Linked DNA regions of Mus musculus: region 2 is linked to region 1. A link is a loop called in an ENCODE intact Hi-C map of the cell type or tissue named here. Cell type or tissue: heart. All regions are shown on one strand.

The links. A loop is a pair of places that touch in the nucleus more often than their neighbours do. Peaks named below come from ENCODE experiments on the same cell type or tissue, not always from the same donor. Only the 100,000 strongest peaks of a DNase experiment are listed, where the experiment ranks them.
Region 2: it touches region 1 in a loop (3-fold over the local background); 4 of 42 quality-filtered maps call a loop at or near these places.

What each region holds. Positions count from the first base shown.
Region 1 is chr2:160,616,750-160,624,749 of GRCm38, forward strand. LOC115489488 (a long non-coding RNA gene) reads right to left here and starts at 3,318. Exons shown (of 3, transcript NR_168354.1): 1 at 3,083-3,318. In heart, a CTCF peak has its summit at 5,313; DNase peaks (open chromatin) are centred at 3,262, 3,632, 4,522 and 5,322; H3K27ac peaks cover 1,474 bases.
Region 2 is chr2:160,792,461-160,800,460 of GRCm38, forward strand. All of the region lies in intron 2 of Zhx3 (zinc fingers and homeoboxes 3), which reads right to left. Among named protein-coding and RNA genes, the nearest start is that of Plcg1, 65 kb to the left of the region's middle. In heart, a CTCF peak has its summit at 920 (motif pointing left); a DNase peak (open chromatin) is centred at 4,681.

The sequences.
Region 1 (8,000 bases):
TTATTTATTATTATATGTAAGTACACTGTAGCTGTCTTCAGACACACCAGAAGAGGGCATCAGATCTCATTACAGGTGGTTGTAAGCTGGGATTTGAACTTAGGACCTTCAGAAGAGCAGTCAGTGCTCTTACACGCTGAGCCATCTCACCAGCCCAAGCCAGGTTTTTCTTCACTGGGGAAGAAGAGGCAGAAAAACTGGAAGTCAGAGTTTGGGAGAATTGGTGATAAACAGTATGCTGTGAACACTGTAGCTGACTTCAGACACACCAGAAGAGGGCATCAGATCTCATTACGGGTGGTTGTGAGCCACCATGTGGTTACTGGGATTTGAACTCAGGACTTCTGGAAGAGCAGTCAGTGCTCTTAATCACTGAGCCATCTCCTCAGCCCTGTTTATGATAAATTGGGCATCCTCCAATGAATGACCCTACACCCGGGCATGTGTGGGTGCTACTAATTGGAATCAGTAGGGATTAAAACAAAAAGCCTGTAAAGTTTGGAAGGGGATATAGAAAAGGGATCTCACTATGCAACCCTATGTGGCCTGAAATTCTACACATAAACCAGATGGGCTTTGAATTCAGAGATCTGTCTGCCTCTGCTCCCTGAATGCTGAGATTAAAGGCGTGCGTCACCACCACACTCAGGTTCTTGGCACAAGAGCAAAGAAACATAAAGTAAAACCAAAGGCCCAGCTGACGGGGCCTTAACCTCAGTTACTCAGCAGGCTGCAAGGAGAGGATCCAGACCAGCCTGTTCATCTCAGTGAGACCAAGTCAAAAACTACAAGAACCAGTGACAGGGGTGGAGATCAGTGCTGGAGTACCCCTAAATTCAATCTCAGCACTGCAAAAATAAAGAAAGAAACTAATGAAAAAATGTTAAATTGAAAGTTAAAATACCAATTACAGATTCTGGATCGGTTACAATTTTTGATGCTCTACCCAATGAAAGGGGATAAAGACAGGGTTTTTCTGTGTAGCCCTGACTATCCTAGAACTCACTCTGTAGACCAGGCTGGCCTCAAACTCAGAGATCCATCCTCCGAGTGCTGGAATTAAAGGCCACCACGCCCACCTTTCTTTGTTGTTTTGAGACAGGGTTTCTCTGTGTAGCTTTCCTGGCTGTCCTGGAATTCACTTCGTAGACCAGGCTGGCTTTGAACTCACAAAGATCTGCTTGCCTCTCTACCCCTCTTGTGCTGGGATTAAAGATGTTCACCACCAAGCCTGGTTCTTATTTTATTTTGAGACATATTTCTATGTGCATGTATGTGGCAGGGGTAAGGTGACTAATTGTACAGGAATGTACGTGAACGTGGGGGCCAGAAGAAGGTGTCAGATCCCCTGGAGCTGGAGTTTCGGGTAGTTGTAAGCTGCCAGATAAGGGTGCTAGGAACTGAATTCAGGTCCTCTGGAAGAGCAGTGAGTGATCTTAACCACTGAGACATCCCTTCAGTCAACAAACTCCACTTTTTTTTATTGTCAAAAACTTGTTATTGTTGCTGAACACTTCCATGGTATGTTTCTGTAACCACTCACAAATAAGGACGATTGTTTTTAAAATAAGGCCACTGGTTAAAAGAGGGCACACGTCTATCATCCTAGCCCTTGGGAGGACTCTACCAGGAAGATCAAGGACTCAAGCCCATCCTCAGTACATGGCTGGTTTGAGGCCAGCCTAAAGTATGCAAGACTCTTTCTTAAAAACAAAACAGTAGCCAGGCACCGGAGAGGCAGAGGCAAGTGGATCTCTGTGAGTTTGAGTCCAGCCTGGTCTTCAGAGCAAGTTCCAGGACAGCCAGGGCTATGCAGACAAACCCTGTCTTGAAAAACAAACAAACAAAACAACAACCAATCTACAAAAGACAAACAAAGGATCAAAGGCCAGGGGGTCAGGGACCTGGCTCTTGCTGTGTCCATGCAAGAAAGGACAATGCTTTCAACTTGGGTAGTTAAAAAGAAGGACCAGAGTGTGTGTTGGCAAGACTTGAAGACAGATGATGCGGGGCTGAGGGAAGGGGAGGAGAAAGGGGGAAGAGAAAAGGGGGGGTGGGGTGCGGCTTTCTAGTTTGGGCAATTAAGTAGACAGATGGTGGTGTCATTCAATGGCTGAGAAGGGAAAAGAAGAAGAAAAACAGGTCTGGAAAGTTCAGCTTTGGAGCTGAGGCTCTGAGGGAGTGCCTGAGCGGAGTCTAGGATTCAGACCTCTTTTCTGTTCATCCACCAACTCAGAAGCCATGTATATATAGTTCCTCCTCTTGACTAGGCCACTTCTCTCCCACCCACAACCAGTCCTTTTTAGACATTCCGAGCTCAGGTCAAATGTCACCTAAACAGAAAATCCTTCCCCAGAGTCCGAGCCACAGTCAGTGTCAGGACAGGTAAAGATTCACACCGGTCTGATTTTGTCTTGACAGTATTCTATAAAAGCAACTTCCAGAGGCAGGGAAGGAGAGAAGAAACACTGGTTAACAGGTACAAAACTGAAGTTAGAAGGAAAGAAGGCGTCCTCCTTACTATAGGGTTACTATAATTAATAATAACTCAAATATTTCAAAATTGTTAGAGGGCTCCGCTGGTAAAGAGTATGTGTACACGCTTGGAGACCTGAGTTCCTCCCTTGGAACCTGTGCAAGGATGAAAGGGGAGAGTTGACTCCACAAAGTTATATTCAGACTCCACACAGCTGCTGTGGCACACATGCCCACACACAGACACACACAGACACACACACGTTATGCACACGATAATAATAGATACATAATTTAATTAAAAGAGAAAAACAAAGTGGAGGGCTCCTGAGTACTGACTGATATCAACACAAGGTTGATATCTGCCCTACACACACACACACACACATTGCGAAGGAGGGCACAGGGGAACAGGAGGAGGGAGTGATAAGAAAGAGGAGGACCAAAAGCAGAAGAAAAGATTTTTAATATTCTCATTTAAAAAAAAATTTGAAGGGATTTTCTAATTACTCTGATTGTGTCATAGAGCACATACCATTGCAACCATCAATCACCAAATTAATTAATTAATTAATTTTTTAAAACCTTAAAGCTTCCAGAAACTCACATGCATAACAGTGAACATTTCATTTCTCACCCGGGGTCTGTGGGTTAGCCGGGTTGGGCTGGCCTCCAAGTTCTGGGTCACACACAGCTGCCTCCCATGTCTGTTCTTTCTGTGTCCAGCTGAAGGACTCCCCGCTATCTGGGATTCTCATGGCCAAGGACAATTGCTTAAGAGGTGGAAAAGAAAGCACTCAGCGTCTCAGAGCTGGCAGCTGCCGCTTCCGCTCATACTCTTCTGGCTCAAGCGAGTCACATGGCTAAATCCAAGTATCAACAGAGTGAGGAAATGATATTCCTCTCGAAGTGGGGAGGGCTAGGTGACGTAAATATTTGCTGAGCAATAATATAATCTACCAAATGACCCCATCCCCCACCCCACCCCTCCATAGCCACTACATAGAGCAATCTATCTCTTAGGAAACACCATCTTTTATGAATGAGTGGGTGAATGAATGAATAGAGAAAATGTGCCTTTCAAGGCAAGAGGATTCTCTCCACGCTTCAAATGAGGAACTTGGGAATCACAGAAGGGAAGTGACTGGCCCCAAGGCCATGGGAAACCAGCCTGTCTGGCTCCTTCTGCTCTCTTCCCTACATAGAAGGAGTTATGCAGCAAAAATGTTACTTTTGTGCTAACCACGACCATATTACTCACCCTGTCCTCTCACCAAGGCTTAGTGAGAAGGTATATACCCACTCAGCGAGTAAGGTCATCTGCTGATTCAGATCTCTCTCTGACTGCAGGTGACACTTTGATTCATCATTTCCAGTTTTCCAAGTCCCAAATGCTATGAGTATGTTGAATGAGTGAGTCACTGCACTGTGAGGTTCTTCCTACCTTTTAAGTGTTCTGTAAATTCAGTGGACTATCCCACCTGGGCCTACCCCTAAGGTACAGATGCTAGGGAACAAGAAGTATCAAACACACAGTGAGAGGCAGAGGCATAGGGGATGTTTAAAAGGGCATGCTTTAAATAAGCAATCAGCAACTCTTCTGAAGTGGGGGTTACTTAAGCCTTTGGGGTCTGCGTGTCCTGTGGATAGCTACGTGAGTACAGCTTGCTTCTATAGGTGTGAATACAGGGATGTCTCTGCTCGCATGGGCTGCCATTGGAAATGGGTGTGACATATGGATCTAGTGGGTATTTCCCATCTGGAAATAGTTTCAAGTTTATACTAGCGTGCAAAGAGCAATTACTGGCTTGTTGGTTGGGAAACTCTTGAAAATCCTCCCCCTCCTCCTACACATTTGCCTGAGGCCTGTTTTCAGAAACACTGAGTCAATTTCTAGCCGCTCCTTCAGTAGCCAAGGCAGCAAGTACCTACCGTGTGCCAAGTGCTGAGCGAGAGCGACCAGGGTGACAGGTGGTGGCCAAAGTTGGCTAGGCCCACATTCATGCCATAGCTGACATAGATGGCACCCGACCATGAGCCAGACAGCGTGCTAAGTGCTCCCCGTGGATTATCGCGTTTAATCCTTGCAACAAGTTGATGAGGTAGGTGCTATTATTACCCTGCTTTCTAGCTGTGGAAACCAAAGTGCAGAGAGGCGAAGGAAGTTGCCCAAGGTCATATAACTAGCAGATGGCACAGCTGACATTTGACTCCCAGGCCTGGGCTCTAAACTGCTTCTCTACACTGCCTCCTATTAGGAACTTGCCCACATTCCTGGGCCAGTAAGTGGTGGAGTGAGAAATCACAGCAGAAATACCTTTGGCCACGCAAGACTCTGCCCTGAACATATAGTCACCCCTTCTCTCTTCCAACCTTCCTCATTTCTGGAGGCTACACTTGCATGCCGGTAACTTTGGGGAGCACTCTGAACCTTCCCTTTTCATAACATTCAAAAGGAACATTCCTTACCCTAAGAAGTCATAGAGGGGCTTGTTTTATAAGATGGCTCCTCCTACTAAGCAGTCATTTAAGATATGTTGGTGTGCTTCCTGGTTTCTAGGAATTGGGTGCAGCTAGCCAAGTGGGTTCCGGGAGTGAATCCATCCAACAGTCTCTATAACTAGTGATGTGCTGGGGTAGGGCGAGGAGGGGCAGGAAAAGGCCAGAGACATGCACTGAGTGAAATGTCAAGGGTTGAAAAATGCCCACAAAACTCAATTGAAGGAACAGTGGGATAAACAGTCCCCAGAAAGGAGGCAGCTTGGTTCGTCATCTTTCCTGTTTTTTCCAGCTTGGCCTGGTTCCAAAACCTCATCTTAGTCTTGTCAGGACTTTGGCCCTCTGCCCCAGGAAGGAGCCGCCAGGAGGCTTAGCAGGAGCCAAGTCTTCAAGGAAGTGATGTCTTTTGTGGGTCAAGAGAAAGCAAAGCGAGCAGTTTTCTGGAAGGGAGAAGATGGCAAGGAACAAAAACAGGCAAGGGCTCAGCTAGCAGACTCCCGCTTGAGCCGGTGCAGAAGCTGAGGTTTAGAATGAAGAAGCAAGGCTTACTGCTGATTGCCTCCCTGGCAGGGCTGGGGGGTAGCAGTACTGGGGGGGGGGCACGGGACGGGGGGGGGGGGGGGACGGACCGTGGACTGCATATACTAGCTGCTCACCCTCTCTTCAGGACAGAGCAGCCCTTTCTCCTCATTCCCCACATCTCCAGAAACATCTCCCCCTGCCTGCACTGGGTTACTTTAGAACACAGGTGTGGGTGGATCCCATAGGCACTGGAAGAGGACATCGTGTGGCTGCAGAGACAATAGTGCAAAGACTTTAGCTGTATTTTTTTTTCTTTTATTTCCTGTCGGGATTATAGATCCTGACAAAAGCAACTTAAAAAAGAAAGGGTTTGCTTTGTTGGGGGCTCACAGTTTTAGGGTACACAGTCCATCACAGCAGGAGGCAGGGAAAATTCCATTGCAGAAGAGTCTGGCAGCTGGATACATTGTATTGGCAGTCAAAAGGCACAGATGAAAGCTTGTGTTTATCTCTTTCTCCCTTTAATATGGTCCAGGATCCCATTCCAGATTAGGTAAGCACAGTGGGTGTGGTTGTCTTACCCACTCAGTTAACAAAGCAAGGTAATCCCTCCCAAGCCTGCCCAGATGCCCGTCTCTAAATGAATTCTAGATCGCATCAAGATAACAACTGAAATTAGCCATCACAGTGATGAGACTATTGAAAGAGTCAGCACCTCCCAAGCATCCATTGCATGTCTGTGCAGTGCCAGACACTTTTAACCTGTAATGTCACCCTATCATCTCACTAGCCCCGAGAAGATTACACCTCCATTTTGTAGATGGGTCACCTGGAGGAAACAGTTTCCTTTTCAACTCTGCCCATAACTGTCTCCCAAGCCCCAGACCAGGCTAGCCACTTTATTGTGGGCATGCCTATTTGAGCACCCTGATATTTCTGAAACTCTGAGCTGTCCTGAATATGACATCTTCCCCTCCCACAGATTTCTGGTTCCTAATCACAGCTTTCAGATTCAGAGCCAAGATCACCACCCATCTCCAAGTAGCAGCCTGGACCATAAGTCCAACCTCTGATTCTCTCTCAGTCACATGCTTTTCTTTGCTCTGAGATTTGTGGCATAAGTCATTATTCATGTTAGTGAAATTAATTTTAATAACATTTAAACCCAATTTTTCAAAAAAAATGTTACTATTTCAACATGTAATGATGCAAAAATTGACATTTTGGGGCTGGAGACATGCTGTTCTTACAAAGGACTTGGGTGTAGTTTCTAGAACCCACATGACAGCTCACAACCATCCATAACTCCCCCATTCCAGAGGACCCTATACTCTCTTCCAGCCTCTTCAAAGACTGCATGTGCATAGGACATGGTCATATCCAGGCAAATCAGTTGCATGCATGCAATAAAAATAAATAAATCTTTTAAACATTATTGATATTTTATTTTTATACTAAGACATGGAAATCTGGTGTGTATCTTATACTGATAGCCCATTTTGATTTGGACAATCTAGTAACAAACACCAGGAGCCAGTGGCCCCAGATTTAACAACACATCTTTAAAGAATATTTAAAGCTTTTTCTTGTTCTTGGGACTGTAAATTTAAGAAAAATTCTAGACATTCTGCAAGGGGAAAAAGTAGTTTAAGTCAAATAAGTATTGAAAATAATAAAGTGAAACTAAGTTTTTTCCTTTAAGGATGTCCCCAAGTCCTCTCTGTGCTCGTGTAAGTGTGATAATAGAAACAGAATGGAAATCATGTAGCATTTCCCTCGACTTATCTGAGCTCAGAGCTCAGCTTTCAGAAAGCATCTCTGGGGACTGGTGTCCAGAGGAGCACACTGTTGCAAATGTTGTTTGGGACGCATCCTTGACACAGGAAGAACCACTGTGGGTATCTTGGTACTTGAAACATGACTACTGCATTGACATATTCTGGGAAGATAAGAGGCCAGGATTGAAACTGGTTGGCAAAGGGAGAGAGAGACAGAGACAGAGACAGAGACAGAGACAGAGACAGAGACAGAAACAGAGAGACAGAAAGAGACAGAAAGAAAGAGGGCCAGGCATGGTGGTATGCTTTTAATCACTCCTTTAATCACAGCACTTGGATCTTTGTGAGTTCAGGCCAGTCTGTTCTACAAAGTGAGCTCCTGGACAGCTCGTTTTTTTTTTTTTTGTTTTTTGTTTTTTGTTGTTTTTGTTTTTTTCGAGACAGGGTTTCTCTGTGTAGCCTTGGCTGTCCTGGAACTCGCTCTGTAGACCAGGCTGGCCTCGAACTCAGAAATCCACCTGCCTCTGCCTCCCGAGTGCTGGGATTAAAGGCATGCGCCACCATGCCCGGCTGACAGCTCGTTTTTATACAGAGAAACCCTGTCTCTGAAACAAACAAACAAACAAACAAACACACACAAAACAAACAACAAGGACAAGAAAGAAAGGGGTGTATGTGCTGTTGCTGATGGTGTGTGTATGTGTGTGTGTATGTGTGTATGTGTGT
Region 2 (8,000 bases), 180 kb after region 1:
AAAGTACTAGCCTCTCTGCCCTCTCCTTCTCCTCCTCCTTCTTAACCGCCTCAATCTCTAGCAGAGTTGAGCACACAGTATACACTCATAGATGTTGAGTCTACAATGACAAAGATACAGGGAAGGACTAGCTTCTCATGGAAGTCACAACCAGACAGAAAAGGATCTCACACAAACAGGTTAGGCTGAAATGTCTGTTCATCAACAGCTAGAGTCATTCACAAGCTGCAATCAACACTTTAATCAAAAGTATTTCAAATGTGTCACAATGAAGAGTTAGAGAAAATAGCCTCTAATGGTCAGAAGACTGGGACTGGCTTAGAAGCCTGGGGACTAGCCACAGAAACAGGATGGCTAAAACCACATTCCATATCCATTAAATACTGATGGCCAGACAGACCTTACCAGAATAGAGGCACTGAAATGAGCCTTTGATGTAGTTTCCACAGAAAGCCACCAACATGATTAAAGGACTAGAAAATGAGATTTATGGGTTATGGTCAGAGGAACAGAGACAACTTTGCCTAGACAAGAGAAAAGGCTAAAGAGTGACTTAATAACCATTTTCAATCATTGTTATTACACAGACAACAGTAACCAGATGGTCTCCATTTCCACCAAAGACAGAATATTGAAAAGTACTTAAGCTGCAGCATTTAAAAAAAAAAGTTGTCTAGGTTAACAAAGAACCTGACAGTTAAGAACTAGAATACAGTGAAACAGACCCAGGGAGTGTGGGGTGTAGCATTTCTGAACCCCTTATTAGACTGGAAAGCAGCAAAAGAGAAGGGCGTGTTCAGGCAGTCCTTTGTTGAGAGCCATTTCTCAACTGGCTACTCCTCAAAGCTTCTAACAACTAACCATAAGAAACAAAAAAGAAGGTATGAACATTGAAGCATAGCACCCTCTGGTGTACATAACTGTCCTTCGATCAAGGAACATTCTTGAAGTCATGCTTCTCAATATCTGAGATCCAAATCATGATAAAACTTAGACAAATGTACAAAGTTACTATAGGATTCATTTATCACTATATCTTCTATTATCAAGCATATACCATGCACTCCCTTTGGAACAAGGATTACCATAAAGGCAACTTCAACTCCCATACTTAGTCAACACTGGTATCACCCAATAGCCTTCTGAATGTTGAGTTCAGACTTTGGTACAGCAGTTGTACCAAAGTTGGCAGGTGAGCACTTCGTGTTGAGGCATGATAATACCATCTGCCAAATAATACGAATTTGCCGAATTTTTTAAGTGTATCTATCATGTACAAAAGTAAGGAAACAACATGCTTCTGTTCTGTTATAGTTAATGCTACACACAGCCCTTCCTCACTAATACCACAGTCCTCCTAGAAACATAGGATCAGGATATACATGTTGAGATATCCCATAATACGGTACCAATTTCTGTCTTAGTTAGGGTTTTTATTATTGTGACAAAACCATGACCAAAAGCAATTTGGGAATGAAAGGGTTTATGTCATTTTATACTTCCAGGTAACAAACCATCACTGAGGGAAGTCAAGGCAGGAATTCAAACAAGGCAGGAATTCAAACAAGGCAGGAACTGAAGCAGAGGCCATGGAGGAGTGCTACTTACTGGCTTGTTTCCTTAGCCTGCTTTCTTCTTCTTTTTAAAAAAAATACTTATTTATTTTATGTATATGAGTACACTGTAGCTGTCTTCAGACACAACAGAAGAGGGCATCAGATCCTATTACAGATGGTTGTAAGTCACCATGTGGTTGAACTCAGGACCTCTGGAAGAGCAGTCAGTGCTCCTAGCGACTGAGTCATCTCTCCATCCCCTAGTGTGCTTCCTTATGTCATTCAGGACCTGCCCAAGGGTGGTACCCACAGTGTGCTGGACCCTCTTACATCAATCACTAAGAAAATGCTTGACAGACTTGCCTTATGGAAGCATTTTCTTAACCTAGAGTCCCTCTTCCCAAATGACTCTAGCATCTGTCAAACTGACATAAAACTATGCAACTCACTACTCCCTACATCCCAAATTCTAACAGGCTGTGCTTACTCTTCATAAGATATATCTTCTTTTGCCTTTATCTTTTTTATTTTTGCTTTTATTATTATTATTATTTTTAATACAAAAGGCATTCAGCCAGAAACCTTCTGCCGGCTGGATGAAGGTTTACATGCCTGTAAAGCTAGCAACTGGGAAGCTGAGGCTAAAGAATTATTCATTCAAGGTCCCTCTGGGCTACATAAATAGACTCTTTCTCAAAATAAATGAGAATTTTAAAAATCCTTTATTTTAAAAAAGATTTATTTATTTTTATTTTGAATGTTTGAGTGTTTTGTCTGCATGCATATATGTGTATCACATGCATGCCTGGTACCCTTGGAAGCCAGAAGAGGGTATTAGATCCCTGGAACTGGAGTTCCAGATTGTAAGGAGCCATGTGGGTACTGGAAACTGAACCCAGATCTTCTGGAAGAGCAGCAGGAACTACTCTTTACTAAGCCATCTCTCCACTCTTTAAAAAGAATCTTTTATACTCCTCTCCATAACTTTAGTCATCTTGGTAGCAGATGGCAAGCAAGTTCATTTTCATGATATACATACTTCTTGCATGTGATTCACCTTGCCAAGAAGATGATGTATTCTAAATGAGTCTCACAGTTTTGCTGAGAGGAACAGACAGACACAGGTAAAACCTGAAGCTCATAGTTCTATGGGCACACTTAAAAGGAAAAGGCAGCCAGGCAGTGGTGGCGCACGCCTTTAATCCTAGCACTCGGGAGGCAGAGGCAGGTGGATTTCTGAGTTCCAGGCCCGCCTGGTCTACAGAGTGAGTTCCAGGCCAGCCAGGACTATATAGAGAAACCCTGTCTTGGAAAACAAACAAACAAACAAACAAACAAACACAACAACATTAAATAAATAAATAAATAAATAAATAAATGGGAACATTAGAGAACAGTTAGCAAATGTCCCTAAGGACACCAGGCAGAGTTCACATCCTGTGAGTGAGAGAACAGGACACATTGAATGAGAAGGGGTTGTGTAGGCAGGAGAGGGGAATATGCTTCATTCTAGGTGTAAAAGGCCCAAGGTTTAAAAATGGCTCAGTCACCCCTTAGAGCATGGAACCATGCAACACACTTTCCCATATTCTGCCATGTCTTTAAGGAGTAATAAGAGAAAGGCCTGGAGCATATTAATCCGCTACTAGGACAGTATATACCTAATGGTCAAACAACACAAAGACCATGCTCTAGTTCCACAGCAGTGAGCCAGTCAGGGTCAAGTCAGGCTGCAAGCACAGAGTGTGGCTGGGACAGCAATTTCTCTGACTCCCTTCTTAGTTCCCTTGCCCGGCACAACCGACAGCCTCATCCCAGACCCACCCCTACTTCTGCTGCACTGTACACTGCCTCAAACTCTCAAGCACAGTGTTCCTCCTCAACAAGATTTATCTGAGCAAAATCTGTTAAGTTTTATCACTCTGCCTCTATCACATTATACTATGGAATACAAGCGAAGTTTGGTGGCCAAGCTGGTACATGTGATTAGAATTTTGAGAACAAAACCCTAGACCTATAAACCAAATACCATCCTCTGCCTAAATGACCTGTTTTGTTCTTCCTCAAAGCCATCTTTGCCCACTATTTTATATTGATAAACTGTCTCCTAGCCCCCAAGATAGGAGAAGGGATAGCTATTACTCTCTTTTCAGTTTGGAGTTACCTATTTCTTTCTTTTTCTTTTTCTTTTCTTTTCTTTTTTTTAGGTATTTTCTTCATTTACATTTCCAGTGCTATCACAAAAGTCCCCCATACCCTCCCCACCCCATTCCCCTACCCACCCACTCCCACTTCTTGGCCCTGGCGTTCCCCTGTACTGGGGCATATAAAGTTTGCACAACCAATGGGCCTCTCTTTCCACTGATGGCCAACTAGGCCATCTTCTGCTACATATGCAGCTAGAGACACGAGCTTGGGGGGGGGGGGTACTGGTTAGTTCATATTGTTGTTCCACCTATAGGGTTGCAGATCCCTTTAGCTCCTTGGTTACTTTCTCTAGCTCCTCTATTGGGGGCCCTGTAATCCATCCAATAGCTGACTATGAGCATCCACTTCTGTGTTTGCTAGGCCCCGGCATAGTCTCACAAGAGACAGCTATATCTGGGTCCTTTCAGCAAAATCTTGCTAGTGTATGCAATGGTGTCAGCGTTTGGAGGCTGATTATGGGATAGATCCCTGGATATGGCAGTCTCTAGATGGTCCATCCTTTTGTCTCAGCTCCAAACTTTGTCTCTGTAACTCCTTCCATGGGTGTTTTGTTCCCAATTCTAAGAAGGGGCAAAGTGTCCACACTTTGGTCTTTGTTCTTCTTGAGTTTCATGTGTTTACAAATTGTATCTTATATCTTGGGTATTCTAAGTGTCTGGGCTAATATCCACTTATCAGTGAGTACATATCATGTGAGTTCTTTTGTGATTGGGTTACCTCACTCAGGATGATACCCTCCAGGTCCATTTCAAACTGAAGAACACCAAGCAAAAGGGTTTAGCTAGGGAAATGGCTTGTTGAGCACTCGGGAGGATGTTGAGTGTACAGCCTCCTGAGAGAAAAGAGAAACCTGACCGAGTACTGTAAAAGTAGGTCACTGCTTCAATAGCTGGCAGCATGCCCCATCTTGTTTCTGACTTCAGTGTCACAAGAAAGGAACTGCCCAGTCTTAGAATAGGTGCTCCACCACCAGCTGGCTACCTCAGCCTGGCCTTCCAGCTGGCATTCTAGAAGCAGCACACAGGCCAGGGCACTGTGGAGTTCACCAAGCCTTTGTCATTGCTGACATGAAAGAGAGATGGTGAGGTTTTTCTATTTTGTTTTGGACAAGCTGGGAGAGAGTTCAAGGCTGTCCTGTGAGTATTTCCTCAAACTTATTAGCAGGGTTCAGTGAGATCACTGCTGTATGTGCAGGCAGCCTTGGCTGCTAAGGCATCAAAATTCTGGCTCTGTTGGGGAAATAAAAAAGCTGTGTTTTTCCCAAAAGGGGGGAGGATAAGAATTACTGATGGAGAATATCAAATGCCAGTAGACTAGAAATAATGAAGTTTTTTTGGTGTAAACTTACATAATGCTATTAACCTTTGTTCACTGTGAAAAAGAAATGACAAAAAAAAAAAACCTCTGTAACTTTGTTGATTTAACCTAAGTTTATATTTAATCAATCAAAGTGAATGCAAGTGAAGTCAAGTATGCCTATAATCCCAACTCTTAGAAGACTGAAGCAGGAGGATTGTCACAAGTTTAAAGACTAAGAGTGAAATCTTGTCTCATAATTAAAAAATAAAGGCAAGACTTGAAAAACATCAAAAAGTAAGTCATTATTTTGCAAAGTTGTGCTCAGCCAGACTGACTATGCCTTGTAAGGTAGAGACCTCACGTTCCTAGGCTCCTTTTTATGGTTAGAGCTACTGATATATTAAAAATGGAAAGTTATATATCTACCAAATACCATATGATTCCAAGCTGCAAGTAAGAAACCCAATTTAAGATGGCTCACAATAAAGGAGTGTTCTGACATGTGAAACAAAGTTCAGTGCAGGGTGGCTTCAGTTTGACTTAGGTATTCTACTTTGTTAGTCTATCCTAAGGGTACCTTCCCTAATCAAGGGTAACAAACAACAATCCCAAGCTTCCAATCCCCCCAAATATAGGTCAGAAGGAAGGCTGACTTTGGGGGTAGGGCTGTTACAAGACTGAGGACTGTTTTTGGTTTTGTTGTTGTTGTTCTTTTGTTTGTTGTTTTTTTTCCTCCCAAGCTCCTTACAAACTTTCTGGGTCATAGCCAGCCCTGAACTCTCCACTGGCACTATGGCCACTGGATTCATCCTGGGTTAACATGTGGAGTTACATGGCTTAGTTAAGTAACCAAGACCCAAGGTTAGAGCTCAGAAGGAAGTCCTTTTTGTATGAGAATGAAAACAAACATGATTTGCTAATACAGAGAGGGAGGAGGGAGGGAGGAGGAGGGACATGGTGAAAGTACAGAGTTGTCTCTTTATCTGATACATAATTTGACCCTCAGAGTGCTAATATTAAGAGAAATGTACTTTGAGTGGTACTGTTTCATTACTTAATAACCATAAATACGTAATGCCTGTCCAGAGGCAATTCCTCCTGGAGGACACTCAGGTAGAAGCATGCCTTGGAGCTCTGCATAAGGAAACCAGGCAAAGGTACAGTGAAATGCATGCAAGGGCTATGCTTATATTGCTCTCCAGAAGGCAAGGCACAGACAGCAAGTTATTATTATCTGGTGTTGTTTTAGTAGCTGGATCAGATGATGTGGTCAGATCCTTCCTTTCAAATGATCTTAGGAATGGTAAGGTAAGGACTGACTTAAGAACAAGATTTCAGAAAATGAGCTCAAACATGACCTCTAAATTGTTTCAAACTATTGTTATTTCAGACAATTCTCTCCATGTGTACTTGTGTGAGTGTGTGTGTGTGTGTGTGTGTGTGTGTGTGTGTGTGTGTGTGTGTGTGTGTATGTGTGTGTGATATAGACTTTTTTTTAATAAAAAAGATTGAGGGCTACTGGATATTTAGCTCAGGTAGATACAGGAAGAATTCAAAGCTAACAGAGTGCCTGTCTTCAAACAGTACAGCCACTGCCATCACCATTAACAAACAAACAAAATCACTGTAAGCCCTCACCAACTTTCTTGCATTTGTTTTGAGCCTTTCAATAATACCATGATTTAAATATCAACAGAACTTACAATTGACAATATAGTCAAAAACCATTTTCATATATACTCTTAGGGAAAGGGCTATAACATTCAAATCCTATCTAATATTTGTTCAGAGAATTTAAAAGTCAATTACATAGTGGGATAATAAATCTTCAAAAGCTAAGTAACTTGACTTAAGTCATACAAATAAGACACAACATCTGGGAATCAAAGCCAGGTATTTCAGATTCCAATGCTTATATATTTAAATCACAGCACAGTACTTCTGGCTGGCAAGAAGAAAAACACAAAAATCCTATAAGAATGAATACTACAAGAAAACATACTTCAGTGCAGAGCTAAGTCCTGAGATAATAGTGTCTATTCTGAGAAGTCAGAGAAGCAAATAGGGGAGGAAGTGCTCCATTTACTTCTAGAAGCTATGCGATCCCTGCTGATGCTAATGCCTAAACATTAGGCATATATCAGTCTCTGACCTATGACCCTTCTCTAGATACTGATAAAGTTGAAGATCAGTATTTCATATGCTTTAAGGCCTTTGCTCTCTTTAATAAAAAAGTCAGTTCTTTCTCTGACAAGCAAAGACTTCCTCTCTGTTCTGTAGGTATGACCACACCCAGTGGAATTGACTTTTAAATTCTCTGAATAAATATTAGATGGTATTTGAATGTTATAGCCCTTTCCCTAAGAGTATATATGATAAATAGTTTTTAACAATATATTGTCAATTGTCACTAGCATGCTAATGCTATGGAAAAAGATAATTTATCATAATAATTGTCTGAACAAAAGGCAATACTGTCTTGATCTGTATCATATGCTGGTCTCCATGTAACAGATATTTGTGGGCAATGTCCCTCTCATGCCTCAGCAATTTTACAAAACAACTGTCTTCAACCTACCTCAGGTCACTGCAGACCTCCTAACCTTCAGGATATGTTTCTAGTGTCCTAATATTCCAGGAAAGGAAGAAATGTTTCTATAAAAATGGGAAACTGGGGCTGGAGAGATGGCTCAGTGGTTAAGAGCACCGACTGCTCTTCCGAAGGTCCTGAGTTCAAATACCAGCAACCACATGGTAGCTCACAACCATCCATAATGAGACCTGATGCCCACTTCTGGTGCATCTGAAGACAGCTAAAGTGTACTTAGATATAATAATAAATAAATCTTTTAAAAAAATGGGAAACTGGGTGTAATGGTTTAAGCCTATAATACTAACACTCAGGAGACAGCACAATTGCTAGAGGCTTGAGACTGG